2 separate regions of the Mus musculus genome follow, and region 2 is linked to region 1. A link is a loop called in an ENCODE intact Hi-C map of the cell type or tissue named here. Cell type or tissue: left cerebral cortex. All regions are shown on one strand. Each heading gives the region's core, and the rest is flanking DNA. Links, peaks and the distances in the headings are about the cores only.

What was found. Peaks named below come from ENCODE experiments on the same cell type or tissue, not always from the same donor. Only the 100,000 strongest peaks of a DNase experiment are listed, where the experiment ranks them.
Region 2: a loop joins it to region 1, with 2.4 times the contacts of the local background. A loop is called at or near these places in 4 of 42 quality-filtered maps.

Annotation. Positions count from the first base shown.
Region 1 is chr17:56,981,919-56,992,983 of GRCm38, reverse strand. Clpp (caseinolytic mitochondrial matrix peptidase proteolytic subunit) reads right to left here and starts at 2,720. Exons shown (of 6, transcript NM_017393.2): 1 at 2,471-2,720; 2 at 2,307-2,378; 3 at 1,594-1,690; 4 at 1-158. The coding sequence starts at 2,656. Gm33509 (a long non-coding RNA gene) reads left to right here and starts at 3,061. Exons shown (of 2, transcript XR_385672.4): 1 at 3,061-3,275; 2 at 4,446-4,822. Acer1 (alkaline ceramidase 1) reads left to right here and starts at 10,858. Exons shown (of 6, transcript NM_175731.4): 1 at 10,858-10,995. The coding sequence starts at 10,876. In left cerebral cortex, for the core only: CTCF peaks have their summits at 3,599 (motif pointing right) and 4,258 (motif pointing left); DNase peaks (open chromatin) are centred at 2,712 and 2,988; H3K4me3 peaks cover 2,113 bases; H3K27ac peaks cover 1,404 bases.
Region 2 is chr17:56,891,052-56,902,013 of GRCm38, reverse strand. Mllt1 (myeloid/lymphoid or mixed-lineage leukemia; translocated to, 1) reads left to right here. Exons shown (of 12, transcript NM_022328.2): 6 at 1,718-2,245; 7 at 4,547-4,634; 8 at 5,697-5,805; 9 at 6,916-7,015; 10 at 7,112-7,183; 11 at 7,276-7,347; 12 at 7,424-9,403. The coding sequence ends at 7,552. Among named protein-coding and RNA genes, the nearest start is that of Acsbg3, 21 kb to the right of the region's middle. In left cerebral cortex, for the core only: a CTCF peak has its summit at 4,203 (motif pointing left); DNase peaks (open chromatin) are centred at 4,190, 5,282 and 5,785; H3K27ac peaks cover 1,597 bases.

The DNA.
Region 1 (11,065 bases), core at 1-8,000:
GATTCTGGAATTGGGCAGTGAATGGCGCATGCCCGGGCTGCCAGCAGCGAGGAGCAGGGAGCCCATGCTGGCAGCCTGTCCAACACACCACGTGCAGATGGGGTTCAGGATGTACTGCATTGTGTCGTAGATGGCCAGGCCCGCAGTTACCACACCACCTGTAGGCAGTGGAGCAAGTAAGGGCCCAGGGGGATCCTACCCCAGTACCCTTCCAGCAAGCCACAAGGGCAAATGTTGTTTGAGGGGTGGGGTGGGGGACATGATCAGACACGTACACGTGACAACACACACAGAATTAAGTAAAAGGAACCAAAGGGCTGTTAGCCACCTCTCAGCTGTGCATCAACATAGTAAAGCTGGCTACTTCCTGCTCGTCCAGGCCCACGGGCCCAGCACAAGGCAGACGCGAGCTTTCTTACTGTCCACGTGGAGCTGGATGAGAAGACAGATGCGTGCCTAACTGACAGCCCGCCCAGTGTCCAGTCATTGAAACCGCCCAGCCTTGAGCAGCTGAGAAGTATTATCTGGTGACGGTGCTCTCCACCAAACCTAACAAACTGAACTCAATTCCCAGGACCCACAGGACAGGCAGGAGCCCACATCACATGGACCCATACATATCAGGGAAAACCCACAGGTTGTCCTCTAATCTACACGCACACACACAGTGGAATGTACTCACCCATCCATATACACAGAAATAAATGTAACTTAATATTTTTCTTTTTTTTAACCAGTCTTTTCTTTTTCTTTTCTTTTCTTTTCTTTTTTCTTTTTTCCAAGACAGGGTTTCTCTGTGTAGCCTGACTGTCCTAGAACTCACTCTGTAGACCAGGCTGTCCTCGAACCCAGAAATCTGCCTGCCTCAGCCTCCCAAGTGCTGGGATTAAAGGCGTGTGCCACCACCGCCTGGCTTAATATTTTTCTTAAAAATGAACTATTTCTTCAGAGTTTGGTGGTTCAGCTAAACTAAATCCCTAAGGTGAGAGGACTGCAGAGGATCTGGGCTATCTCTGTCTCAAAACAGGCTTTGTTTGTTTGTTTTAATTCAGCTACTCTCGAAGCAAGGGAGACTGCTCAGTTGCTAAAATGTATGTGGACTCAAGTTCAGATCCCCAGTCCCCACAAAGTAGGCATGGCAGCACACACTTGTAATTCTAGCACTAGGGAGGTGGAGGCAGAAGGACCCTCAGGCTCATTGACCCGGTATACTAGCATATTTGGAAAGTTCCAGGCCAGTGAGAGACCGTCTTAGAGTGATTTTTTTCTCTCTCTCTCTTTTTGTTTTTTTTTGTTTTTTTTCGAGAAAGGGTTTCTTTCTTTCTTTCTTACTTTTTTTTGTTTGTTTGTTTTTCGAGATAAGAGTTCTTCTCTGTGTAGCTCTGGCTATCCTGGAACTCACTCTGTAGACCAGGCTGGTCTCGAATTCAGAAATCAGCCTGCCTCTGCCTCCCAAGTGCAGGAATTAAATGTGTGCACTACCATACCCTGCTTTGAGCGATTTTAAATTTTAGATTCTGTAGGAGGCACAAGGCTGCATGTCTTCCCCAAAGGGGCTATCTCTGACCCCACAACCAGGCTGTCCTGGCTTACCTGGGCTGTTGATATACATATGAATGGGCTTCTTGTTGCTTTCAGACTGTAAGAACAACAGCTGGGCAATGACCAGACTGGCCACACTGTCGTCAATCTGCAGGTGGGGAGAGCAGAGGTATCCTCAGGTTGAAGGTGGGATGGATAGAGGCTTAAGGAGTTGAGGCCCTGGGAACCAGGAATTTCCAGCACAGGAAGAGATGGCTGGGGAAGCCCCAGATAGTGGAAGACCCTAAGCTGGGGACAAGACTGGGACGGAGTGCTCTCCTAGCAGGCAAAAGGCCCTGGGTTTAAGCACTGCCTACACCTGGTCTGGTTTAGGAACCTCATCCCTCCCTCAAATGTCCTGTCAGCTACATGGGGAGTTCAAGGCCAGCCTGGGACCCTGACTCAGAAGACCAAAGGATAAACTGAAACAAAGAATGGCTGACAACAGCAGACTATGGTAAGAATGCACATTTTACATTCCAACGTTTGGGAAGCTATGGCAGGACGATGGAAAGGTAGGGGCTAGCCTGTACTACAAAGCAAAAATTTTGCTCAAGTTTTTTTTTTTTTTTTTTAAAGAATGTTTAAGGTCAGGGTCTAGGGCCTAGGGTCTAGGAGGTCACCAAGGATGAGGGGGAAGAGGGGGTTATATGACACAGAGCTTGACAAAGGATAAATGTTGGTGAGACAACAAGGTGTGCCCGGGAAGGACCGGGGTCGCTCACCGGGCCCATGACGCACACGATGCGTTCCCGCAACAGCCTCGAGTATATGTCATAAGCGCGCTCGCCTCGACCCTTCGTGGGAAAAGAAGATGTGAAAGGTCATCCTCCCTTGCACGCCGACCGACTACAAGCCTCCGCGCCATGTCCCCATCAGGTCACCGTACCGTCTGCTCCACCACTATGGGGATGAGCGGGAAAGCTCGCGTCGCAGTTCCATGCAGGCTCCTCCGCAGGGGTGAGCAGCTCACAGCAGTCCATGGCGGGGAGAAATGCACGGCAAGGCGAGACAACAGAGCGCGACATCCGTCCACAGCCACCCGGGCCTCCCCCAGCAGCACTCTGGGCCACATGACGACGCGCACTCCGGCTTGGCTTCCGGAACTACAACACCCGGCGTGCTTTGCGGGAGTCACTGGCTCATCCACTTCCGAGAACAGAATAAGCGGAACTGAAGAAGGCGGGGATAAGTCTGTGGGTGGGGTCCTCGTTAGAGGTAGGCGTTCGAATAAATAAGAAAAACCCGCGTATTAGTCCCATGGAAGTTCTCGGACGAGGTTGCGCTGTTCCCGGTGCCCACGCGGGAAGAAGCTCACGGAGGTGCTCACCAAAGGGTGAGAAGAGGCTTAGGGGACGCACCAGCCCACCACCATCGTCCCGCAGCAATCAGGTCCACGTGCTGGCCTGTAACCAATTGATCTTCCAGAACTACAATTCCCAGCTGCTTTGCGACCCCTGACTCCCGTATAGGCTCGCTAGAGAAAGGAGGAGAGTGTCTCTGGGACAGGACTTAGACCAGGAATCGCCAGGGGATTTATTGAACAATGTAGTTTAGGGCATTGTGAACACTGAGATAGGAGAGGAGGCCTGGATCTTGCCACAAGTTCTGGACGTTCGCTACACCTGTATTCGTTTTCAGAGGGCGTCCAGCTTTCTAGAAGCGTTCCTTTTTTGTCCAAGTAAAACTGGAGGGTAGGTAGACAGTGCCTACTGTCCATGTGCATGGTCCTATACCTTGAGAAATACTGTGCCCGCCATCTCGATCTGTCGCCGTAAGACCAAGATTCTGGGAGCTCCCCCCACCGCCATACCTGCCTCGTCTGTGCCTACGTTGCAGCTGGAGGCTCTTGGAAGAGGTGAAACTGAGCCATTGAACCTGCGACAGTCAGGCAATCACCTCTGCATTCATCTTCTTTGTCTTCCCTGCAACTCTTTTAAAAAAATAATATAGATATAGATATTTAGATATAGATTTATTTATTATTATTCATAAGTACACTGTAGCTGTCTTCAGATGCACCAGAAGAGGGCGTCAGATCTCATTAAGGGTGGTTGTAAGCCACCATGTGGTTGCTGGGATTTGAACTTAGGACCTTGGGAAGAGCAGTCAGTGCAACTCTTTTTAGCAGCCACACTTTTTCCCACGTGTCACTCCCCTCTGCCCTGTGCTAGGCTCCTTTACAATACATCTGTATCGGGCTGAGACATCATGCTCTGCTACCACCTCAGGCACATTCTGGAACTTTCTTAATTGTCGCCTGATGTAAGCATTACTTAAAGCGGTTGCCATGTTCCCTGAGGAAGATACACTTGCGTAACTGGAGACTTGTACCTTTAAATTGCATAAAAGCCAGACATGACCATCAAAAGCCAGAGATGTTTTTCCCTAGAGCTCTCCAAACGACACAGGCTCTTGTCATTACTCTGGGTTGCTCACCATAATTAGATGACAAGACTCAGTTGCTGAAGACACCAGTCACTTTGGTGTCTTCATGGGTCATGCAGAAACCAAACTGGAATTGACCTGGAGATTTCCTCCCAGCTGATTCAATTTCATAGTACCAGAAGGTAACATTTGGTCTGGATAAGACCACTTATGACAAAAGTCATAAGTGGTCTTATCCAGGGGTGGACCTCGAGTGCTGCAACTCCATCTGGTGGCAAGATGTGGCTGCTGGTGCACTGGTGGCATGAGAGCTATGGTGAACTCAAGGCTGCTCTGCAGGAGGGGACCACGCTCAGTGCTATAACCTGACTAGAGCCCACACTCCAAGGTTACACAACAAGGAGAGAAACTTGCCTTCCGTTGCTCTGCCAAATGGTTGTGCTGTGAAACTGCCTTCTGAATATTTGTCCCCATAGATTGCCGCTCTGGGCCCTCGTCAGAGATGCTTCACTTTGCAGCAGGAAGCGGGAAATTCAGAGGCTCTCAAGTCCGAATGCAGAGGAAGAACTGGCTACGAGTGCTTGCTCTAAGAGGGGCAAGAGCTGTGAAAGGTTGTCTAATGGATGTCTGGTGGCCATCATCCTTGTGACCTCACAGCAGCTGGACAAGATCAACCCAGCTAGATCAGCCAGTGTCCCAGCAGGCAGCAGTTCCTGGACTCCATGTGTTACAGAAAAGGGACATGAAGGTGGGAGGAGGCTGTGCCAGGAGTGTTGGGAGGAAGAGCAATAATTCTGAGTAAACACTTGGTATAAATGTGTGAAATTGTTAAAGAATAAAAGATAAAAATAGCCGGGCGTGGTGGCGCATGCCTTTAATCCCAGCACTTGAGAGGCAGAGGCAGGCGGATTTCTGAGTTCAAGGCCAGCCTGGTCTACAAAGTGAGTTCCAGGACAGCCAGGACTATACAGAGAAACCCTGTCTCACCCCCCCCCAAAAAAATAAAGAAATAGTCCAGATGTGGTAGTGTACACCTTTAATCCCAGCACTCAGGGAAACCCTGCCTTGAAAAACCAAGGAATAAATAAATAAGCCGTTAAAAGAAAAACAAGCCAGGGCATAGTGGTACATACCATTTTTTTTTCTAGATTGTGTGTGTGTGTGTGTGTGTGTGTGTGTGTGTGTAGCCCTGGCTGTTCTAGAATTTGCTCTATAGAAGACTAGGCTGGCCTCAAACTCAGAGATCTGCCTGCCTCTGCCTCCCAAATACTAGGATTAAAAGGTATGCACCACCACGCCCCACTCTGCAGTGTACCTCTTTAATCCCAGCACTCAGGAAGCAGAGACAGGAGGATCTTGTCTCTGTTTGATGCCAGCCTGATCTATATTGGGAGTCCCAGAGCAGCCAAGGCTACATAGAGAGAACATGTACCAAAAAAATCAAGCAAGCAAACAACCCCCCCCCCAATGACAAGTATTTTGTTGATTTTGAAGGTTTGTTGTTATTTTTAATTGTGGAAGTGTGAATGTAAAGGTGCTGCAAGGGGCCGGAAGGAGATGTCAGATCTCCTGGAGCAGAAGGTACAAAAGGTTGTGAGCTGCCTTATGTGGGTTCTGGGAGTCAAAAACCCAGGTCCAAACAAGAATAGCAAGCGCTCTAAGCTGTTGTGCCTCTCACTCTATGCTCAGGTTAGCCTGGAATTCATGGCGATCTTCCTGCCTCAGCCTCAGGACTACTGAGGCTGCAGCACCAAGCTAGGCTCACTGCTAATAGGTCTATTCCTTTTTCACATAAGTGCCTTTGTCTGTCCGGCAATTGGATCTTTCTAGAATGCAGTAACTATCTTTTCCTTGAAATCCTCTCCTCCTCCTCCTCCTCCTCCTCCTTTAAAGAATTATTTATTTTATATATGTGAGTACACGATAGCTGTCTTCAGACACACCAGAAGAGGGCATCAGATCTCATTATCCCATTACAGATGGTTGTGAGCCACCATGTGGTTGCTGGGAATTGAACTCAGGACCTCTGGAAGAGCAATCAGTACTCTTTTTTTTTTTTTAAATATTTATTTATTTATTATATGTGAGTACACTGTAGCTGTCCTCAGACACTCCAGAAGAGGGAGTCAGATCTCGTTATGGATGGTTGTGAGCCACCATGTGGTTGCTGGGATTTGAACTCCTGACCTTCAGAAGAGCAGTCGGGTGCTCTTACCCACTGAGCCATCTCACCAGCCCGCAATCAGTACTCTTAACCACTGAGCCCTTTCTCCAGCCCTTGAAATCCATTTCAACCAAGTTGAAGTTCTGGGGAGGGGGTTCTGGAAAGGAGTTGGAGTCTGCTTTCTATTCTTCAAAGAGTTATACAATTTCCTCATTTGGTGATTTTTGTCTATTTGGGACAGGGTCTCTAGGACAGGCTGGCCTGGAACTTCCTATGTTGCCAAGGCTGGCCTCCTTTTGGGGGGTTGGGTTGGCAGACATGAGCCACCATGGCCTTTCCTTTGAATGTAGTATTTAAGCTAATTAAGCTTATGACAGTGTAGTTTACACAGAGAGTACCCAGGGAAAAGATGTGATCAACCTTAAGGAACACAGGCCAAGACTACTGAAACCAGATTCAAATCTACAGATGTCAGCTGTGCCAACTTACTGGTTTTGAAAGTGGAGTTATGTAACATGACACTAGTGGGGCATTGGCTCATCCTTGTCCTGTGGGAATCAATTCTCCGGGCAAGACAGCCACCGCTGCTGTGAGAATCTCAGCCCACTATGCTGGCTCAGACCTGTCATCCCAGCACTAAGGAGGTGGAGACAGGAGGATCAGTAGTTCAGGGACAGCCTTAGCTACTTGATAGCCTGGATAATAGGATAATGAGAAGCAGAAGCAAAGAAAGAGAAAGAGAGGAAGAAAGAAGGTTGCCTGGACTTCTCCCTAGGAGATGTGAATAGATGTCACTTATCTTGGATAGCACACCTGGAAGCCTTCCCACCCAAGTCTGGCTTGGTGATTAAAGAGTTTATTAGGTGAGTTACAGGATGATCACCTCCCAAGGCATGGGAGGTGGAGGCCCCCACCCACATCTCGGTTGTTGCTATTTGATGCCCCTTGTACTCAGAGACCACGTTCAGTGAAGGTATCAGACCAACAACAATGGGCAGAATGTTATACAACTGTAGCAGTGCAGGAGGGAAGGCTGTGGCAACTTCAGATGGTTTATGACTCTCTCTCCATCCCCTTTTGTTAAAGGACTCTCTCTCTTTTTTTGAGACAAGTTTCTCTGTAGCCCTGGCTGTCCTGGAACTCACTCTGTAGACCAGACTGGCCCGAAACTCAGAGAGCTGCCTCCTGAGTGCTGGGATTAAAGTTGTCCATAGCCACACCCAGCCTTGCAGGTCTCTCTTTGGTTTATTTTTTATTTATTTATTTATTTATTTATTTATTTAGAGACAGGTCTCTTATCCTCCAGGCTGGCCTGCTACTGGCTCCATTGCCAAGGATGACCTGATGATGCCGCCCATTGTCAGGTGTGTGCTGTTACACTGTGTCCATTACCTTCCAAGATGAATCAAGTCTGTGACTCACTTGGAGAACACAGGAGTGGGTGAGAGGCCTGGGGGGGGGGGGGATCCAAGGACCTGAGTTCGATCCCTGGTACCCACAGGTGGAAGAAAGAACCAATTCTCTTGGGCTGTCCTTTGACCTCTCACATGCACATAATGAATAAGTAACTGTAAAGGATAGAAGAGAAAGGAAGAGAACCTAGGCACCACAGACATGGACACAGCACATCTCCTCAGTTGGTGTAGCCGAGGATGACCTTGGGTTCCCGATCCTCCGGCCTCCACCTGCAGAGTGTTAGAACAGATGTGTACTGGCACACCTGGAACTAGCTGGGATTTCTGGAAGATGGCCAAGGCCAAAGGTTCTAGTTGTGTTGGACTGATCTCAGTGGAACTGCCTGCATTACTGGAGGAACAAATGGCGGCTCTTAGAGAGGGCCTGGAAATCTGAACCCGCATGGAGAAAGCAGCTTACCACTTCCTGTAACGTTAACTCCAGCAAATCAGATGCCCCTCCTGGACTCTGAGGGTGCGACGTTCATGTGCACACACAAAGGCACATGCGCACATGTAATAGTTTTAGGAACCCATTTTTTAAAAGATAAATTAGAGAGAGCGGGAGGGAGGAAGAGAGAGAGAGAGAGGGAGGGAGAGAGAGAGAGAGAGAGAGAGAGAGAGAGAGAGAGAGAGAGAGAGAGAGAGGGCTTATTGGGCCTTCTGGCCCATGCCTGTCTTTCCAGCACTTGGGAAGCAAAGACAAGGAGATGGGGAACTCAAAGGCATCTCGGGGAGATGGCTCAGGAAGGGAAGTACCTGCCCTGAGGGTTCTCTTTTAAGCTCCAGCATCCATGTGAGTGCAGGTCTCAGCGCCTGCACCCACCCCCACCCCTCACCCCCTGCCCACTTCCTGGAGGCAGAGACAGAGGCTCCCTGGGCTCTCTGCTGCCCTTCTATCAGGTTCAGTGATAGACCCTGCCTCCAAAAGCATGATGGAGAGGCTAAAGAAAGGGCTCTCGGCTCATAGCCCTTGCACATCATCTTGAGACCGAAGTTCAGATTCCGACACTCACAAAACAAGTATCTGAAAACACGTCACCCCAGCTCTGAGCATGAAGAGACAGGGTTACTGGGGACTGCTTGGAGGGTGAGAGAGAGAGACATCAACCTCAGGTTCTGGAAGACACATTGCTTTAAAGGGATGGGAAGAGAGTGATAGAAGAGATCACGGATGGTCCCTTCAGGACTCCAGCACACCCACACAGAGGGTAATAAATTACTGTACCTTTGGCATGTGACTCCTGAACTGAAAGTTCTTCCTGCTCAAGCCAATCCTGGAAGTCATGTAAAGGTGGGAGGAGAGAACTCACTGCACACAGCTGTCCTCTGACATCCAGATGTGTCCTGCAGGCCCTCACATATAACACACACACACACACACACACACACACACACACACACAAGTTAAAAGATGAGAAACACACCTTTAATTCCAGCCCTTGGGAGGCAGAGGTAGGCAGATCTCTGAATTTGGGAAGCAAAGATTAGAGAGGGCACTGTGAGCAGACAGGCTCAGAGGTCTAGAGGCCAAGAACATCAGACACTGACACATATTCATACACATATATATATATATATATACACATAAATACACATGCACTTACATGCATACATATATACATGCATATAAATATGTATACCCACATGTACATATGCATAGATGTATAACATACACATACATACATGTATATACTCATATACATACACATGAGTACATACATTTATACACATATGCATACAATGCATTATATATATGCATCTCTACATGCACGCACACAGATATATATGCATATACATACACACATGCGCATGCACATATATACACATATATTCATATATGCACGTGTACACTACATATATACATATATAATATACATATGTATACACATATATATATATATCCACATATGCACACATTATTCACAAATTCATATATAGACATATATATGTTTATATATGCACTTATTACATATATACACATGCACATATACATACATATATGTACATACATATTTATATGTATATACATACATATATACACACATCAAATATATGCACACACACATATATAAACATCACATATATACACAAATGTGCATGTATATGCATGTAGACACACACATATGTATATGTATGTGTGTGTGTGTGTGTATACATATAAACACACATATACATGATTTTTCAGTACTGGGATGGAAAACGGAGCCTTTACAGATTCTAGGCACATACTTGCTACTGAGCTGCAACCCTAATTCTATTTTTGATTTCTTGGGCTTTTTGTTTTTGTTTTGTTTTGTTTTTTAATATTTATTTATTTATTATATGTAAGTACACTGTAGCTGTCTTCAGACACTCCAGAAGAGGGCATTAGATTTTGTTACAGATGGTTGTGAGCCACCATGTGGTTGTTGGGATTTGAACTCAGGACCTTTGGAAGAGCAGTCGGCGCTCTTAACCGCTGAGCCATCTCACCAGCCCCTTTGTTTTTGTTTTGAGGCAGGTCTCACTAGGTAGCCCAGCCTAGAACTCTCTATGTAGCTTAGGATGGCTTGAAACTCACAGATTAAAGGTGTGTGCAAACAGGCCTGGCTAAGGTTTTATTTTGTTATCGTATTTTAATTAATTATTTATTTATTTAAATTACTCAACTTATATATTTTTCAAGACAGGTTTCTCGGTGTAACCCTGGTTGTCTTGGAACTCGCTCTGTAGACCAGGCTGGCCTTGAACTCATAGAGACCTGCCTGCCTCTGCCTCTGGAGTGCTGGGGTTAAAGGTGTGGATGGCCTGCCAGACCTTACCTTGTCTTTTGAGACAAGGCCTCACTCTCCAGCAAATACTGATCTTAATCTCCCGGTCCTCCTGTCCCTGCCTCTTGAGCGTTTGGATGACAAATGTCACCACCACCCTGGTTTTGTGAGTGCCTCTGAGCTTTGTGAGTGCTATCTGAGTACTCTATGCCCTAAACCCAATATTAGCCCCTTATCACCACAGTATTACAGCAGTCAGTCCCTCATGTCTTGCTCCTCAAGTGCCAGCTTGGGAGGCTTCCTCCCTGCTTACTGTCGCCCAACTCAAAGAACACCACCCCTCAGCAGCTGCCTAAGGCAGCCTCGGTGCCCTACCGTGCACATCTGCCAGGCTACCCTGGTGCAATAGGGAGCCACCCAGCAGGTTTTTCCTCTCAGCCTGCTCCAGGGCCCTGAGCTGTTCTGTCTCCACCTCTCCCTGGCTGGGCACTCCTAGGCTCACTCACTCAGCTGGCGCACCTCTGCCAGGCACAGGATGCATGTACCGGGCACCAGAGCAAAGATGTCCAGCATCTTTGCCTATCAGAGTTCTGAGGTGGATTGGTGTGAGAGTAATTTCCAGCACTCAGAGTTGGTGGCCGAGTTCTACAATACGGTGAGGGCTTGGGCAGGGGCTTTGAGAGGGGTGGGATGGGGTAAGCTTACTGAATGTGATTTGTCAGATT
Region 2 (10,962 bases), core at 1-8,000, 91 kb after region 1:
AACCTCAGGTCTGTCCCTCGAGACACCTGGGTACTTGGCCTTCTTTGGACCCTCTGAGGGTGGCGATGACCTTGTGTATCTGTCCTTCATTTTCACATCCTTCTTGCTTCACTGGCCTATAGGGCATTGTCAGCTGGGCATCCCCGTGAGACTCTAGCACCCTTGGGCCATCTTATCCATAGGCACCACAGGAAGAGAAGCAAGCACCAGGGCAGGTTCCTTCCGCCTCTTTCCACAAGGCTAACAGGCCTGTGACATCCTCAAGCTGGTCAGCATCTTGGAGTCCTAACCAAGCCCTGATGTCAACCTTCACTGACCTTTGGAGGTTGGAGGAGAGGCCAGTCTTCACTAGCAACCTGGGGCTTCTCCCCCAGCCCTTGTTGTTTGGCGTCCACAGAAGCAATGAAGGATGAGGCTGCTATGCCTCACAGGTGCCTCTCTGGTGGCAAGCCTTCTCTAGCACCACTGTGGAACGCTGCATGGGCTTCCACAGACTTCTGGGCAGCACAGAGTTTCTTCTTTTTAGATGACTCTCCCAGAAGCCCCAGCCTTAGAGTGTGGTCTAGACCCGAGTGTCAGCCCCTGTGCTACTCTGGCTGAGCAGTCTCTGGTGGTTGCACGGGGCCACAGTGAGCAGGAGGTGAACCTCTCAGGGATTGTTGTCAGGAACCTGCAGCTGGAACCAGGCCCACCCAGACCTGTTCCCCTGGAGGCATGGACTGTGTCACTCTACTGGATACTAGGCCGTGAGCCTTGGCAGCCTCTCGGAAGTGCACCTCTTCACTGTGAGGGCAGCATTGAGCCTGTGATGACCTCATCCTCACTGACTGTGCCTTCACAGATACAAGTGATTTTCCTGTGTTTGAGACTGGGTCTCACTATGGAGTGCTAGTTGACTCTAGTTTCCTGGGCATGACCCCAGGAGAGTGGTTCCTGTCAACCACTCACAGCCGTGGGCACATTCCTGTCAGCCATCTTGCCCTGCAGTCCTGCAAGCTTTTCCTCTGCAAGAGAGGGTGAGGACCACATGATTTCCATTTCTTGCCTCCCTTGTGGCTTACTGGGGGACAGCCCCCCTCCTCCCAGTCTCTATGAGGCACTTATCACACTCATGCCAGCTGCAGTGTCCCTTGTCAGGTTTATAGGAACATGGCCAGTGGCATAGGTTGGAGTCCTCAGGCAGCTTCATCTGACCCTAGACTCCTGGGTGGTCCAAGTGTGTTACGTAGCCCCTTGTGCCAGGTATTTGTCCCACCGGCTTGGTGTTCTTGGTGGTACTTTCGGCCATGTCTGTCCTGGGTTATGGTCTGCATGAAAGAGCTATTGCCTGGCTAACTCTGAGCTCTTTGCCTGGCCACTGGCTGTGCCTTCTGAAGAGAAGGCTAGAACTGGTGGAGGCGTGAGTTGAGCATTCCAAAATGGGATGCGAGTATTGAGGACATGGACTAGGGCCTCAAGGATGGAGGATGGCCAGCACCTTCCTGTCAGGGGCAGCCTCAGGTCTCCCACATGTGGGCAGCTGTGGGCACTTGTGACCCTGCAGGTTTGCGGGCACTGCTCTGGTGTGTCTGTTGGTCACAGCCTTTCACTCTGCGGATTCTCTCTACACATTCCAAACAGGCCGATCAGCTTTTGCCCAGGTTGGGGTGGCAAAGCCAGGCGGCCCCGGAGTGCCGCTAACACATCTTCCTCACCTTCCCTGCCCTTGGCCTTGTAGGATGCCAACAAGGAGAGTGGCAAGGCTTCCAAACCACACAAGGTGGCCAGGGAGCACCGTGAGCGGCCGCGCAAGGACTCAGAGAGCAGGAGTTGCTCCAAGGAGCCGGAGCGTGAGCCCAAGAGTGCCAAGGATGCTGCACGCAAGCTGCCCAAGGAGGAGAAGGCCCCAGTGCCCAAGGCTGCCTTCAAGGAGCCCAAGATGGCCCTAAAGGAAACCAAGCTGGAGAGCCTGTCCCCCAAGGGGGTGCCCCAGCCTCCTACCCTGCCCAAGGCCTCCAGCAAGAGGCCAGCTGCCACGGACTCACCGAAGCTCAGCGCCAAAAAGCCTAAAAAGAGTGGGTCAAAGGGGACACGGCGTGCACCAGGCACCTCACCCCGAGCTTCCTCCTTTCCTGACAAGAAGGTGGCCAGGGACAAGAACAGCAAAGGTGACAAGGGGAAGGCAGAGAGTGAGCCTCGGGAGGCCAAGCGGACTCTGCAGACTGAAGACTCAAACTCAGAGGATGAGGCCTCCTTCCGGTCAGAGGTGAGCAGGGGGTGGTGGCTGTCCCTTTGCCAGGCTGCTGTCTCCCCTGGGTCAGCTCTCTCCTGCCCATGCAGTGGTAGCTGGGGTCCCTGGATGGTATGGGCCTTGTAGCACTTGAGTTAACAGCTCTAGCCCTCATGCTCCTCAGTGGATGGGCAGCTTTGGTGACTAGGTAGACACTGCTGACTCTTGAAGATTAACCAGAGAGTTCATCCCTCTGTGTTCTCCCTTTCCCGGTGGGCCTTGGGCCTACTCCCCATCAGGAAGGTACGGGATGGCCACTGAACAGTACAGAGCTCTCTTTCCTGTCTCTGCACAAGGCAAGGTATAGGGTGCAGTTGGCCAACTCCTAGAGAATTGCCTGCCTGTGTCAGGGCCCTGGGTAAGAAGCTTTGAAGATGCTCTTGGGGCTATCCTGAACTGGTTTGGGGTCGAGAGCTCTGTAACCTAGTGCTCCTGCCACTGTGCTTATTGGGTGCTAGTGACTTCCCACAGTTCTCAGCGAGAGCAGAACTGTGAGTAGCTTCCAGCGCTCATCACTGGAGCTATCTGGGCTCCGGGCCTATGTCTTGAAACACTGGGCTGCCAGGTTTGACCTCTGCTTCTCCTCCCCCAGGCGCCAGGACAGGGCTCTTATGCAGCTGGGGAACCAGCCCTTCCTGAGAGCTGTGCACGGATGTTTTGTCCCAGGCAAGGACAGTGTATGGGCACTTCCTCTCCCGGTGCCACTGCCTCCAGGCTAGAGCCGAGTGCAGGCTGAACAGTCAGAGCACTGCCTCAGCTGCTGGGGCAAGAGACAGGCAGCCCTGAGGAGGGAGCAGCTGCTGCTGGAAGCTTGCTGGCCTTGCCGCTCTCCTCTGCACTGCGGTCCACACCCCAGGCCCTTCTGGTTCCTGGACCATTCAGTCCTAGCCACCGAGGGCCATGGGAGAAGTGTGGTAGCTGTAGTGCTATGGGTGCCTGCTGGTCACCTCCTGGGCCTCTCTAATGAGAAATGTTTCCAGATTCCATTAGTCCTTGCCCCTCAGGTCACTGTAGAGACGGTGGCAAGTGGTGTGCAGACCACCACAAGCCCACTGAGGCTCCTGGTTTGTGCCTGAGCCTAGTAGGTAGGACATTGATCCAAGCAGGGACCTGTAGAGCCACTCCCATATAGGTAGGGAAATTGAGGCTTGAATCTAGAGCCTGCCCTGACCTGGAGCAATGCCAGATAGCAGCCGTTTTTCATCACTTTGTGCCCAGGGAAAACTAAGAGGTTGGGTGTGTGCAAGGGAGGGTGCCTTGGCTCCAGGACTGGTCTGTGAGGTTCTACCCTGAGAACTTCACAGTGGGCAGACTTATGGGTGCCTAGGGCAGGTTCCCTCAGCACTCCCGCTGACCAGTAGGAAGGTAGTGAGAAGAAGCCATACACACACAGCTGGGCTCCAGTGGGCTGGGCTCCAGTGAGCCCTGCATAGGGCAGTTTCTTCCTTCAGTCTGGAATGTTCCCTCCCAGGCAGGCCGCTTTGCCCAAGCTAAAGTCTTTTGTAGGCAAGCACTTCCCTATCCCTTGTTCTGGGCAGGGCTGAGGGCTGACTAGCTCTGGATCCTGGGCTCTCCCACAGTGGGCATGTCCTATTCCCACCCGACCCTGTGACCCGGGGAAGAGAAGGGCTGTAGCCACTCTGCCCCAGGGCTAAGCTCAGCTGTCCCTGCTGCTTGTTCGCATCCCACCTGCTGGTATCTGTAACAACTGTGTGTGTGTCATGGCCACATCCCCAACACCATGTGTAACACACATGCTACAGCACACACCACACACAGTGCACACACTGCACTTCACACACCACATGTCATGCGCACACAAACGCACACGCACACACACACACCTGCCTCCCAGTATTCACTGAAGGGCTCACTCACACAGTGGAAGCCTCCTGCCTTGTGTGATGTCCAGGCTGTCACTGCCCCCTGGTGGCTAAGTTCATCCCTGTGCAGCTACAGGAAGACCAGTTAAGGTGTGCCCTGCTCCATGGTGTTTGTGGCAGACAGTCCTGCCATCACTCCTGTGCGGCTGGTGGGTGGTGGTGAGGCTTGGGTAGGATTTGGGCTTTTGGTCATTGTCTGAACCCCCAGTAAGGCAGGCAGCTTTACTGAGAATTCTGTGTTTCCTGTCTTCACCAGCCTCAGGCTCTATGTGAGCTGGGGCAGAAGGCTATCCTGGGTGCCTTGAACTGTTTGGCCCCTTCATTACCCCCTCCTCTGACCTGCAAGATGACAATCTCTTCTTTCCCTCTTGTGCTGCCCTGGCGTGGGCTGAAGTCGGCCCAGTCAAGCCCAGCTAATGCCAGCTCCAGCTCTGACTCCAGCTCTGACTCAGACTTTGAGCCGTCTCAGAACCACAGCCAAGGTGGGTCCGAAGGGGAGCTGGAGCTGGTAGAAGGGGTAGAGGTAGGAGACACAGGAGTGGAGGCAAGGCAGTAGGCCTGGCCTAGGGAGGAGCACAAATGAGCCAGGGAGAGGATCAGGCTAGGTCTGGTCTGCCTGTTGCTTCAGAAAGACTGAGCCTGGGTTTGCACCCCTGGGCTGAGTGCCCCTGGGCCAGACCCTCCTTTGGGCTGGCATTCCTTTCCCCTGTGCTGACCTCAACACCCAGGAGGCAGTAGAGGCCCACGCTGTCAGCTCCTGGTGGTCTAGGATTTGTAAATGGCAAGTACTTGTGCTCGCCCAGAAGCCTGCTCAGTCCCTGGGGTTCAAAGACCTGCAGCTATAGAAACCTACTTCCTTCTGATAGACTCACTCAGCAGTGCAGGCCCACCCTGTGCCAGCCCATCAAATGGCAGCCTGTGTGCTGGGCCTGGCTACTCTAGTGGTTCTCCCCAGGGAGGGACTGGAAACTAGGCTGGCTACTGTAACCAGCCTCAGAGGAACCTTTGCCTGCCTCCCATGGTGTCAGCCTTTTCGGGGGGCAGGAGCTTGGCTGGGGGATGGCATTCTTGAAGCCTATACTCTCCAAGGTTTTTATCTGCTGGATAGGGAACCAGCTGAATCGACATCATGTGACCAAGGTAATTGAGGGCTTTGTGTCCCTCTGTTGCCTTGGCAACAGGAATATAAACCAAGATGCCATCTGTAGGGGACTGGAACTGGGTGCCTCTGGAGAAAAGGGAGGACGGTGGACCAGAGCACCATGTAGGGCTACTGAAATACTGGGCATCCTCACAGAGGGGTGCAGGCTGTGCGGGGACTCTGGTCCTTGCTGGCCCACTTGGGTTCTGAGCCTTTGGCTGCTGTGATGGAGGGATCTTACAGGCCACTAGCAGACCAGGAACCTGAAGCCTATGAGGAAGGCCAGGAAGGTAGGGGTGGGGAACCTGCTGTTGGCCAGAGGGACCCCACAGGTGGTGATGAGTCTGGGGTGGCCCTGGGGGAGGCAGCCAGAGGCTCAGCTCTCCCCTCCATTTGCCCTCAGGACCCCTGCGCTCCATGGTGGAGGACCTGCAGTCTGAGGGCTCTGATGAGGATGACTCATCGTCAGGAGAGGAGAACACCGGCAAGGCCAACCCAGGCCGGGAGTCCAGGTGTGTGGGCAGCACTGCTAGGGCGGGCTCGGGGACTGGGAGTTGGCCAGGCTTTCCTTTTCAGCATGGCCTTCGCTGGCATCCACACTACACTGTAGAGTAAGGTTAGCTACCTGTGGGAAGCTGGACATGACAGGAATCCTGGAGGATGGGAGTCAGCTTCCCATGCTAGCCAGGGTAGGGGAGTTGTAGGCTTCTCCCAGGTCCTTACCCCAGGTCCCCAGAATGGGACATCTAGGGGGTCTCTCTTTCTAGGCCTCCAATAAGCTGAACACTAGGCTGTGACAGGCAGAGCTAGAGATGGATAGCACCCCAGGGCTCCATTGGCCCTGCTGTAGAGTAGTGTGCTTACGAGTTCACTGCAGGTAGAGTACACACACACACACACACACGCACACACGCACGCACACACGAGGTGCTGGCATGCTCCCTAAGGAGGTCCAAGGTCCAGCATCCCCAGCTGTTGAGCACAGAGAGAGGCAAAAGCGAGGGGAAGCTGAGGTTGTGCTTGCCTGGTAACAGTCTGACCTAGAGCCTGGCTTGCAGCCACAGAGCAGGAGCCCTGGATATAAAACCAACTGACTGTGGGAGCTGAGGGAGGAAGTGCCCTGGTGGCTGGCTTAATGGGTAAAGTCACTTGCCACCAGTCCTGAGGAACCTAGGTTTGACCCCAAAGCCCACATGGTGCAAGAACTAACGCTGGAGCCAGTTAGCGTGTCAGGAGACTACTGTGTTGCAATGCTTACCTGGGGTCCCCAAGAGCTTCTTGCACATTCACTGAGCTTATGGAGCTAAGAGTCGGGGGTGGGGGTTGACTACTCAGACCTGCTGGTGCAGTGTGATTCAGTAATCCTACCCACTGTGGGCTAAGCACATCTGACACTCGGGTACCCGGGCTGCACATCATTCTGTGTAACCCTTGTACAACCTGCTTTGCAGGACTACAGCAGGGTCTGAGGCTTGCCCCCATGGTCTCTGGTTACTGGGATATGGAGGGTCAGCCATAGGTTCTCATGAAGCAGCGAGAGGGAAGTCTGATGGTCCTGGTGCTCAGAGCTGGGTGGGAAGGCGTGAACATGTTACCTCTAACACCGCCCCACTGCTCTCCAGGCTAAGCTTCAGTGACAGCGAGAGTGACAACAGCGCAGACTCCTGCCTGCCTGGCCGTGAGCCCCTGCCTCCCCAGAAGCCGCCCCCTCCCAGCAGCAAGGTGAGTGGAGTCCGGCTCTCAGCCGCTTCCGTGGCTATACTGGGAGGTCTGAGGAATGCGTGCTGCATGCAGCTCACGGGTCCGGGGTCCCCACAGGTGTCTGGTCGGAGGAGCCCCGAGCCCTGCAGCAAGCCCGAAAAGATGCTGAAGAAGGCTACCTATGACAAGGTGGGTCTGTGTGGGCCTGAGGGTGTGGACAGGTGGTGCCTGGAGCTGGGCTCCACTTGGTGCCCCCGGCCCACTGCCGTGCTTCTCCCCAGGCTTACACGGATGAGCTGGTGGAGCTGCACCGGAGACTGATGGCTCTGCGCGAGCGCAATGTGCTGCAGCAGGTACTGAGCCCCTCCTTTCAGGCCTGGGCATTGGTACCCAGAGCAGTTCCCTGAATCCATCCCACCCGCCTTACAGATTGTCAATCTGATCGAGGAGACTGGCCACTTCAATGTCACCAACACCACCTTCGACTTTGACCTTTTCTCCTTGGATGAAAGCACTGTTCGCAAGCTGCAGAGCTGCCTGGAGGCCGTGGCCACATGACCCCGGCTGCCACTGTGGAGCCACGGTGGGCATGGTGGGCACGGGAGGGGCTGGGCATGAGGGCTGGCCCGCCATGGCTTCCGCTCCCGGTACCACCCCCAACTAACCATGGTGCCCCAGTACCCCTCAGTGGTTGGTGATGAAGGGGTGCTGCAGGCCACACACAGGGTGGGGTGACATAGGACACACGTGGCCTGCAGCCCCTCACTTAGTCCCTGCCAGTTGTCCATTGTGGGTGGGACTGAATGGCAGATTACTGCCTGGGCCTCTCTGGGTGGCCAGGATGACCACAGTCTTCCACACAGTTCACAGGCCTCTCTCAGCTGGCCTGCCTCCTAGACTTGAGGGTCCGTTAGCCTGGCCAGAGCCAGCTATGTGCACCTGCTTCTGCCATGCAGCCTTGTGCATGTGTGTGCTCCAGGTGCAGCCAGCAGCCGGGGGGCTCAGGCCACCCCTCTGCTGGAGGCACAGAGGATCTCCCCTCTAGATCCTAGGATGCCACTGCCTCTCGAGGCCCCAGGCCAGAGAACACTACAATGGGCACCAATCTTGGGACCCCAAGGGCCACCACTGCAGCCATGTGCCAGCTAAGCACCCACAGTTCCAAGGCTAGCTGGACTGGCAGCACTCCTGGGCCACCATTCCCCGTGGGCCTCCTCCTCTGCTCTCTCACTGATCAAGTCTTTGAACTTTGAAAACATGAGCTTTTGCCAAATATGATAGGATGGTGTGTGTGAGGCCGGCCCAACCCTAGACTGCCTCTGTTCCTGGCCACATGTGCGCCTGGAGAGGCTTTGGACCTGTGCCCTGCAAACTGCCAGGGGTCAAGCCAGCCCCCTTCCCCTGTCTGAGCCTGGAGTGCCACCCCTTCCCCAACTTCAGTTGTCGGTGTTTGTGCCCCAACCAAGGTGTTTGAAAGAGGCCTGAGCTGAAGCCAGCTCACAGTTGCCTCGATGTGTTGCTTCCTCCCCATTGTGGGTTCACCCCTGGAGGCCTGGCCTCCCAGCTCCCTCTCCCTGTCTGTCCCACTCCCAAACTATCTGTCAGGAAGATCCTGAACACTCCTGGGGACCCCAGCCTCTAAGGCTTCCTTTACCCCCAGAGAAAGGAAAAGGCCTCTGCCTGTAGCCCCTGTTCACACTCCCTATAGCTGGGAGGAAACAGGGCTCGTGCCCCAACCTCTTTCCACACAGGCCGACAATACTCTCCATCAGGTGTTCTGCAGCCTCTAAGCCTTTTCATAGAAGGCCCTGGCATCGTGGCAGCTGTTGGCCTCCACATGGAGTGCGCCAGGGTCCCAAACAGCCTCAGCCCAGGGCACCATTCTTCCTCTCATGGTCGCTAGCGGCCCAGCCCTTCTGCTGCCCTGGGCCTTGGTGTCTAGTCCTTCCAGATGCTTCCAGGGTCGTCCTGAAAACACCCACCCATCTCTTCAGTTACCTCCTCTGGCCAGAAGGTCACACCACTGTCCTCCAGAGCCACTCTGGGGCCCATACTGGCTGTCTGGAAGCCTAAAGCAGCAGCCTGCAGCCAGAGCCGAGGGTTCTAGGGACTTGTCCATAGGAAGGGGTGGCACTATGTATACCCTCAGTGAGTCCCTTTGCTGCAGCCTCCTGAACCAGTTCATGACACTGAGTGCAAAAGGTATTGGATACCTATCCCTCCCCAGGGCTTCACAAGACATGTCTCCATGAATAGACACGTCACTGGCCCAGACGAGCCCTGGACAGAGGGACCAGGAGAGCTGTGTTTGTAACAAGCTGCAGGGCCATTTGTCCCGCATTTTAAACTTTTTTGTTAAATTGTGAAATGATGGAGGAGTTTTATAGAAAATAAAGTGAGATGGGAGCAGTGGGTGGCCTGCCTTCAATTCAGTGAGGAATGGGAAGAGCCAGTGGGAACCTATGTAGAAGGGTGTTACACATCTCTGCTGTTCCCTTGCAAGCAGGTAGTGAGGGCTGGTTACAACACACTGGGGTCCTGGGATGATGGGTGGGCCAGCAGGAGGGTGGAAATAGGAAAGAGGGCACCCCATGCAGAGACTCCAAAACCCATGAGCCTCTGACATCACTCACACTGGGCCCATTTTCCAGACCTGAGTTCCACCTAGAGGGTCACAGGTGCATGAATGACACACACCTGAGTGGTACACAGAAGCCCACATCCTTAGCTACTACGTCCACAGGGTAGCCCCCTCTTGAGTTCTGTTAGCAAGTAGAAACTGGGGGTTCACCCAGGCACAGCTCAGCAGCACTGAGGCTGGTCATCTCACAGCTTGTTGGTAGTGAGTGTGTCCCTCCTGTCACTTCTAGAGGCCGGTCTGCAGGTCTCTGTGCCGTTGGATCTGAACATGAGTAGTAAGCGAGCAACCTCTGCACAGGTGGCAGCAATCACATGGACTCTTCTGGAGTCCCTGGAGCTTGGCACTACCATCCCAGACCCTTCACTAAGCAGGACTCTGCCTGCCAGAGTCGTTCCAGCAAGCTATTGGTGTAACTGTCGTCAGACACTTGCTAACTAACTAATGCTTGCTCATCACCCTATGGTGACAAGAGCTAGCAGAGAGATCCATGGGTGCCTCAGAAATATGAAGGCCGGAAGATGGTTTGTTAAAATGCTGCTCTGCAAGCTTGGGACCTGGGCTTCCCTCCCAGAAGTTACATGGAGCCAGGTGTAACATGTGCACTTGTCTATGGGCCTTCTGAGATTTTCTATGTGTCTGTCTGTCGTGTTGGGAGGTGAGAGGAGGGTATTGGATCCCCGGAGCTAGAGTTGCAGGTCACTATGAGCTAGGCACTGTAGGTTCTAAGGACCATACTGGGATCATGGGAGAGCAGCGAGCGCTCATCACCACTGAGCCCTCTTCACCTCCAGCTGCAAACTCCAAGGCAAGGGTTTCTAGGGCTGACTGAGCCTGTGGAGTCTGACCATATTCAGGTTCAGTGAAAGACCCTATTGGGAGGGAGGGAAGAAGGAAAGAAAGAAAAAGGGGAGGTTAATATAGGGGGAAGTTTAACCTCTTATCCACAGGCATACATGTACATGCAGTTTTTATTAAAAACATGTATGCACACAAAGTTTGAATTCCCTAAATTTGTACTATTTAGCAAAACTTATTGGCAGTTTATTTAGATCACTGAAGAATACTATCATCTTCCTGTGACTGTAACAAATTACCTGAGACTGGCTAATTTATAGAGAAAAGAAAAGGGCCTGTGTATCTTATAGTTCAGAAAGCCAGTTCCACTTAGGCCACTGTATCAGCTTGGCTTCTGGTTGAAGCCTTTACATTCTTTTTTTTTTTTTTTTTTTTTTTGGTTTTTTGAGACAGGGTTTCTCTTTATAGCTCTGGCTGTCCTGGAGCTCACTTTGTAGACCAGGCTGGCCTCTGCCTCCCGAGTGCTGGGATT